2 separate regions of the Homo sapiens genome follow, and region 1 is linked to region 2. Evidence: chromatin contacts called from ENCODE Hi-C data. All regions are on one chromosome and are shown on one strand. The core of a region is the stretch at or near the end of the contact, and the rest is flanking DNA. Distances in the headings are between cores, read along the strand shown. Region 1 holds the start of LINC02602 (long intergenic non-protein coding RNA 2602). Region 2 has its middle 36 kb from the start of UTP25.

The links. A loop is a pair of places that touch in the nucleus more often than their neighbours do. Pooled maps may share reads with other maps.
Region 1: a loop to region 2 is called in a map of ovary, with 3 times the contacts of the local background. The contact joins the promoter of LINC02602 here to the enhancer-like site in region 2. A Hi-C loop is called at or near these places in 8 of 168 maps with a recorded cell type or tissue (Right ventricle myocardium inferior, cardiac septum, colonic mucosa and 5 more), 1 of 37 single-sample maps with no recorded cell type and 6 of 50 pooled maps.

What each region holds. Positions count from the first base shown.
Region 1 is chr1:210,291,876-210,295,015 of GRCh38, forward strand. It overlaps LINC02602 (long intergenic non-protein coding RNA 2602), which reads right to left and starts at 1,274. Exons shown (of 2, transcript NR_183451.1): 1 at 1,069-1,274.
Region 2 is chr1:209,862,042-209,865,310 of GRCh38, forward strand. No RefSeq gene overlaps it. Among named protein-coding and RNA genes, the nearest start is that of UTP25, 36 kb to the left of the region's middle. Within about 2 kb of position 1,895, at least 2 of the 41 ENCODE cell types and tissues checked have a DNase peak (open chromatin) inside an H3K27ac peak, as active enhancers do; they include thyroid gland, where a contact is called at or near this core.

The DNA of each region.
Region 1 (3,140 bases), core at 24-2,523, 430 kb after region 2:
ATCTGTTAGCGCACAACTGCCTGAAAATGTGCACCCAAAAACCTTACATCTGGTTTCAATAATTTATTTCTGACATTTGTAGTTGGTGGTGGTGGGGAGTGGGGGGAGGATGGGAAAAAGGGGGGAATTAAAGCAAGATGTTGCCTTTAACCCATCAGAAGCTCCTGTTGGAGCCGAAAGCTGGAGTTCTTAACGTGGTTTCTGCATTAGGTAATATATTAATTTAGCAGCAAATAGCAAGACTCCGGGCCTGGTGGGTGTGGGTGCCCGCTCGCTTTTATCCTGCCTTCTCTGGCTGCAGCAATTAGCTTCCTCTTGCGAAGGGGATTAGGAGGACCACCCCCCAGCGGCGGGGGTTGGGGGGCTCTCGCAGAGCTGTCAGGTGTCATTCGGCTTACCCAGCCCCCCCACCACTCCCCGCCCCTGCAATTAACTCCCTCTCCCGCTTTGCCAGCCCCTCACCCGCACAGAGACAAAGAGGCCTGTTCCCGAGGTGTCCGACCTCCTGCCCCCTTGGCGGGCCCCGCCCGGGTTCCTCCAGCAGGAATCGCCCCAGGCGCTGGGAGCCAGAGCTGGCCGGGTCTGACACCCGCCCCAGACTTTCCACGATCAGGTTTCAGCTCGACTAACGAGGGGGAAAGAAAGAACGCGCGACTTCCGCGGGCCGGAGCCGCGCGGGGGCCCGGGGGAAACGCCGGCCTGGTCTGGGTGGGAGGGGACGCGAAGAGGCTCCGGGCTCGGCCAGTGTCTGCCCCGGGACTGGGCCCTGGGACTAGGCGGGGCACAGGTGTCCCAGGAGGGGGCGCCCTGACTTGACGCGAACGGGCCACCTGTCCCTCCCACGCCTGCGCTGCCACCCGCCCTGCTCCGCCATCGCCTCCTCCAAAGCTCCCCGGATCCTCCGAGGCGTCGTCGTCCGAGTTGTTCTGCGGGAGGAACTTCTGCTAAAGCCGGTCCTCGAGTCCCCCCCGCCTCAGGAGGGGCAGCGCCCGGATTGTCTTAAGTACAACACTTGCCAAAAGGGGCTCTTTGGGATTTGGGACTTTTTTTCCTAAGCAACAGACGTACCTTTCCAGACTCACCAACTTAGAAGCACAGGTTTTCTGTTTGTTTCATTATTAGACTTTCAAAGATCATCATGTCCCACAGCCTCCTCCTTTTCCAGATGAGGGGACTGAAAATCAGAAACATTTTGCCTTTTGCTCAAGGTCACACAGCTCAAGTTCACTGGGCGGCTGGGACTAGAGGGTCCGAATATTCTGCAGCTATGATATGAAAAAAATAAGTTTGGCTGGAGGGTGGAGGGCATCCAGGTCTGTCCTGGCCAGCCGGCGGGGAGGCTCAGCCCAGGGTTCAGATTTTCCTGGAGCCAGTCCACCAGCGGTCAGGCCACATGTGAGTAATGAAGAATTGAGTGTTGTGTACTTTAGGCTGGTCTCCCTCTTCCTGGCCCCCTTCCCCGGCCTTAACTTCCTTTTGGAGTCCCTACTGACTTCTGGGTGTCCACCATGGGCCCTGTTGGAAAAATTTCAGCTCCATCCCAGAATAAAAGGAATGAAAACCTGGGGAAAGGAGCCAAGAAGGAAAAGCCACAAATTCGCATCTGGCCGAGGCAGAGGGAGCAGCTCCAAGAGCCTGCAGAAATGCACTGTGACTGCTGTTTGCAGAGGTTCAGCTGCCAGAGGCTCGGATGCCCTCCTGGGTCCTGCTCCTGAGAAATCAGAGCAGGCAAGAGAGAAGACACATGTTCCCCACCAAATTTTTCCTGCCGCCAAGTCCTTCAGGTTTCTGCAGACCATGGGGAAGAACAAGAACTATGGAGTCAGGCAAGAGGTAGCTGGAATTCCAACTCCCCAACCCATTAGATGGGGCCTTGAGTAAGTGACTCAACCTCTCTAAGCCTCAGTTTCTTTGCCTGTTACATGAGGGGAACAACAGGACCATTATGAGGACTTATATAACGTGTACTATATAAAGCACTTAACACAGTTCTTGTACCTAGGGCTACATTGTAACTTTTGTGGGTTTTAGGCATTTTGGCCTTCGCGGCCATGAGCCCTTCATCAAAAACAAAAATTAAAAAATACAAAAATATTTTATGGCTGCATTTGTATAAAGATGAACATAATAATATTATGTAGTAAAGCATTTTTTTTTTTGAAATGGAGTCTTGCTCTGTGGCCCAGGCTGGAGTGCAGTGGCACGATCTTGGCTCACTGAAACCTCTGCCCACTGGGTTCAAGCGATTCTCCTGCCTCAGCCTCCTGAGTAGCTGGGATTACAGGCACCTGCCACCATGCCTGGCTAATTTTTGTATTTTTTGTAGAGACGGGGTTTCACCATGTTGGCCAGGCTGCTCTCGAACTCCTGGCCTCAAGTGATCTACCCACCTTGGCTTCCCATACAGGCTTGAGCCACCGTGCCCAGCCAGTACTAAAGCATTTCTTAATCTAAAAATATTATATATTGTTTTGTTTCTACAAAGAAATTAAAACATTTCCATGGGCCCCCAAAAGCACTGTGGGCCCTCGGCACTGTGCCTAATGGATGTCAGCCCTGCTTGTCTCCCAGCTCAGGATCTGCTTTTAGGGTAGCCCAAACAAAGACACAGGGGCATGTCTATGACGTGTGAGGAGCCACAGCAAAGAGACAACCGAGAGAAGAGTGTAATGAGTGAGGGTGGGGGGAAGGAGGAGAGAAATAGCTTTCATAAACTCAGCGTCCTCCCAATCCTCTTGCAATCACATGGGGTTGCTGTTGTAGCCCTCCCTGCAGGATCTGTCAGGACTGTGCTTCCCGTACGTCAGGTCTGCCCTCTGCACCATCAGCCCTCTATCTCCACTCCCTCTGCTCATACCCAGGCAGGTAGGTAGTGTAAAGCCCACCTTCCTCTATAGGCCCCTCTCAGTAGTTCCTCTTCACAGACGGGCATTTATCCTACCAGGATTCTAGTCCCTCTTGCCAAGGAGAGATCCCAGGCTTTGGGGCAACACTGCCCTAGCCTCCTGAGCCCCACATGTGGAATATCTGGCCATGCCTTCCCACCTACTTTTCTCCTCAGGGCAGGCCCACCTCCGGGGTACTTTTCAACGCAGAGAGCCTCAGAGATTGGACATGAGAGAAAAAGGTGCTCTCCTGCA
Region 2 (3,269 bases), core at 645-3,144:
ATTAGAGGCTAGATAAAAGTACAATTTCAGATGGTGCTAAATGTTGGAAGAGAATAAAACAGGGTCAGGTAATAGAGATCTTTGACCATCCTGTTTCCTTTGTCCAGAATGCCCAATCACTACTCCTCCCCTGCTGAACTTCTCCTCTCTCAAGGCCCCCTTCAAATGATAATCTCTGTGAAATCATCACAGCTCGCTATGAACTTTAATCGTGCCCTCCTCTAGACTTTCCCACTGGTTGTCTAAATCCACCTGCGAGGCTGAGGACATTCACTCATATCTTACTCATTGTTTCATTCTGCACACCTTTGTCCCACCCTCAAGCAAAGCTCCACGAATATACTGAAGAGGAAAACTGACACTGTAACCCCAAAGAACTACCTGATACCTTGGTTTGCGAGTGGCAAATCCGAGAGTGAGGAGAAAGGGGACAGGCATCCTGGTACCTCCAGATGGGGACAAAGGAACAAACTTCCAAACAAAATGAACCATTCCCCTGGGATGTGTATGTGTTTGTGTGTGCACACACCCATGTGCTCATGACTGTGTGTGGTGTGTGTGCCTGTCTGTCATAGAGGCAGGGATGAAGACTGATAGGCGGGAAAATCTAAATCTAGCAGGAGGGATACTAGTTCTTTTGTTTGTTTTTTTCCTAAAAGGCTTTAGAAGCCTTCCTGCAAAAGGCTGGATTTCTGGGAGCCACTTAAATGAAGGCATTTTGCATATGAAGGACATGCAGAGTCTGAGTATGGTCACCCGCCCCTCACTGCCCGCAGTGAGCCGTCAGCCACCCGCATCACCCCAGCTCCAGCACCACAGTAGCAGACTGATCCTTTTTAATGAGATGCTCAGAGTCTGAGCACTCCTCCTCTCTGGGGTCCTAATCATTTCTCAGAAAGTGGCTGCCCTGCACCCTGGAATTCACGTTTTTTGTTTCCCTTTCCACCTCCAGCCACAGGGTGAGGAGGTGTCAACAGGAGGCGAATGGCTGTGGAACACCTGTCACAGAGTTCTTCCCATCCCCTGTGGGTGGGCAGGGAGATATCCCGGTTTTGTTCTATCTGTTATGAAACCTGCGGAGAAAGCTAAATCTGGCTGTACTGACTTAACTCCCGGGTCGAAAAAAGCTGCTTGAGAGTCTTGGGCACGGAAAGGAATCGAAGCCAGCAGCCATCATCTGTAGAGCTGTGTTTGTTCCCCACAGGAACCTGAACTCAGAGGAAATGCCAGCTGAGTTCTTCTTGCCCCATCTGTGACAGAATTCCAGCTGTTCCACGATAGCAATCTGGCTTGGAGAGTGTAGTGGCTTCCCTACACTCCATCAAAACAAAGCAGGGTGACTTGTGAAGATACTAATTTTGGCTCCATTTTTATTGCTCTAAATGTTTCTGCAAATTGCTACCAAAAAGTTAACCAGGTCTTGTGTTCTTTGCCTTGGGGAGCTTTGGGAGAAGGGTGAACAGCATTTTCCAGGCCAAGAGAACTTTGTTGGCGTGTCATGTAATTAGAGGACATTGAAGCTAGGGTGGAGGAGGGGGAGACAGAAGCAGCCAAAGGAAAAGAGTTTTGAGGCTTCTCCTAGAACAGGAGGGAAGGGTATTGCAAAGACCTTCCTGTCCAAGCATGGCACAAAAGCCATGACATTGCTCCCTTTAAGCACTCATAGAAGTTTGGAAAATAAACAGATAAACAGGTTAATGGCAGCGAATCCATAATGGTCTGCAGCAACCTCAATTCTTGCCTCCTCAGAAGAAAGAATTCAGCTGAGGGGCATAAAGCAGAAAAGGAGACCAAGCCAAGTTTTAGAGCAGGAGTGAAAGTTTATTAAAAAGCTTTACAGCAGGAATGAAAGGAAGGAAAGTACGCTTGGAAGAGGGCCAAGAAGGTGACTTGAGAGATCAAGTGTGCAGTTTTGACCTTTTGACTTGGGGTTTTAGACGCTGGCATACTTCTGGGGCTTTGTGTCCCTTATCCCCTGATTCTTCCCTTGGGGTGGGCTGTCCACATGCACAGTGGCCTGCTAGTGCTGGGGCGGGGAGCACGCACAGTGTGTTTACTGGAATTGTACACATGTTCACTTGAGACATTCTTCCCTTGCCAGTCAAATGTCTCTAAAGGTCATATACCAGTTAAGCTTTGCCATTTTGCCTTGTAATGTGCATACTTGAGCCCACTTACCCAGCTCCTGGGATCAGGAAGCTGCTGATCACCAGTTTCAGGTGTTTCTGTTTATTGGGAGAAAGCCTTCCCCTGGCTCTGGCTGAAACCAATTATTATTTTAACAAGACAGTTTAACAGTCACCTGACCATCACCTGATCATTGCCTAACATTCCTGGTGTGTGTGTGGGTGGTGGGGGTGGGGGTGGAGGGGTGCCTATCCTGCCTTGCTCATGTCTGACTAGCAGACATGAGCTACCTGCTTTTTGCTACCTACTGTAACAAAAAGAGACCAGAGAAACTGAAGGCCAGGTCAGAAGGCCTTCCCTAAATGCTGTAGCCTCTATAAGACCTCCAGGATTTTTGCACAAATCTGAAATGGGGAGCCTCAAGTATGACTGAAATTGACTTTCTGGTCAATCAGGAGGGATGAGGTTTGGAGCAGATTACAGCTGTTTTAAAGAAATAAATGAGGCCAGGCATGGTGACTCATGCCTGTAATCCCAGCACTTTGGGAGGCCGAGGTGGGTGGATCACCTGAGGTCAGGAATTCGAGGCCAGCCTGGCCAACATGGTGAAACCCCATCTCTACTAAAAATACAAAAATTAGCTGGGCATGGTGGTGGGCACCTGTAATCCCAGCTACTCAGGAGGCTGAGACAGGAGAATCGCTTGAACCCAGGAGGTGGAAACTGCAGTGAGCGGAGATCGTGCCACTGTACTTCAGCCTGGGCAACAAAGGGTGAAACTCCATCAAAAAAAAAAAAAAAAAAGAAGAAGAAAGAAAAGAAAGAAAAAGAGAAAAGGTGATACTCCTTATACTCCTAAGTTTTATAAACAGAATATATACTTGGAACAAAACAGCAAAGCATCCCAAATGCTCTTCTTATGAGTAAACAATAGGGCAGAGGCGGGAAGCAAAACCCTAATTCAAGGGACTTTGCTCTCAACCTTGTAAAGCCACGAGTTGCAGGAGAAAGGTGGGCAACTAACATCCTGCAAGGAGTAGTGTGTTAGTTTGCTAGGGTTGCCATAACAATGTACTACAGACTGAGTGGCTTCAAAAACTAAAATTTGGCTGGGCACGGTGGCTCATGCCTGTAATCCCAGC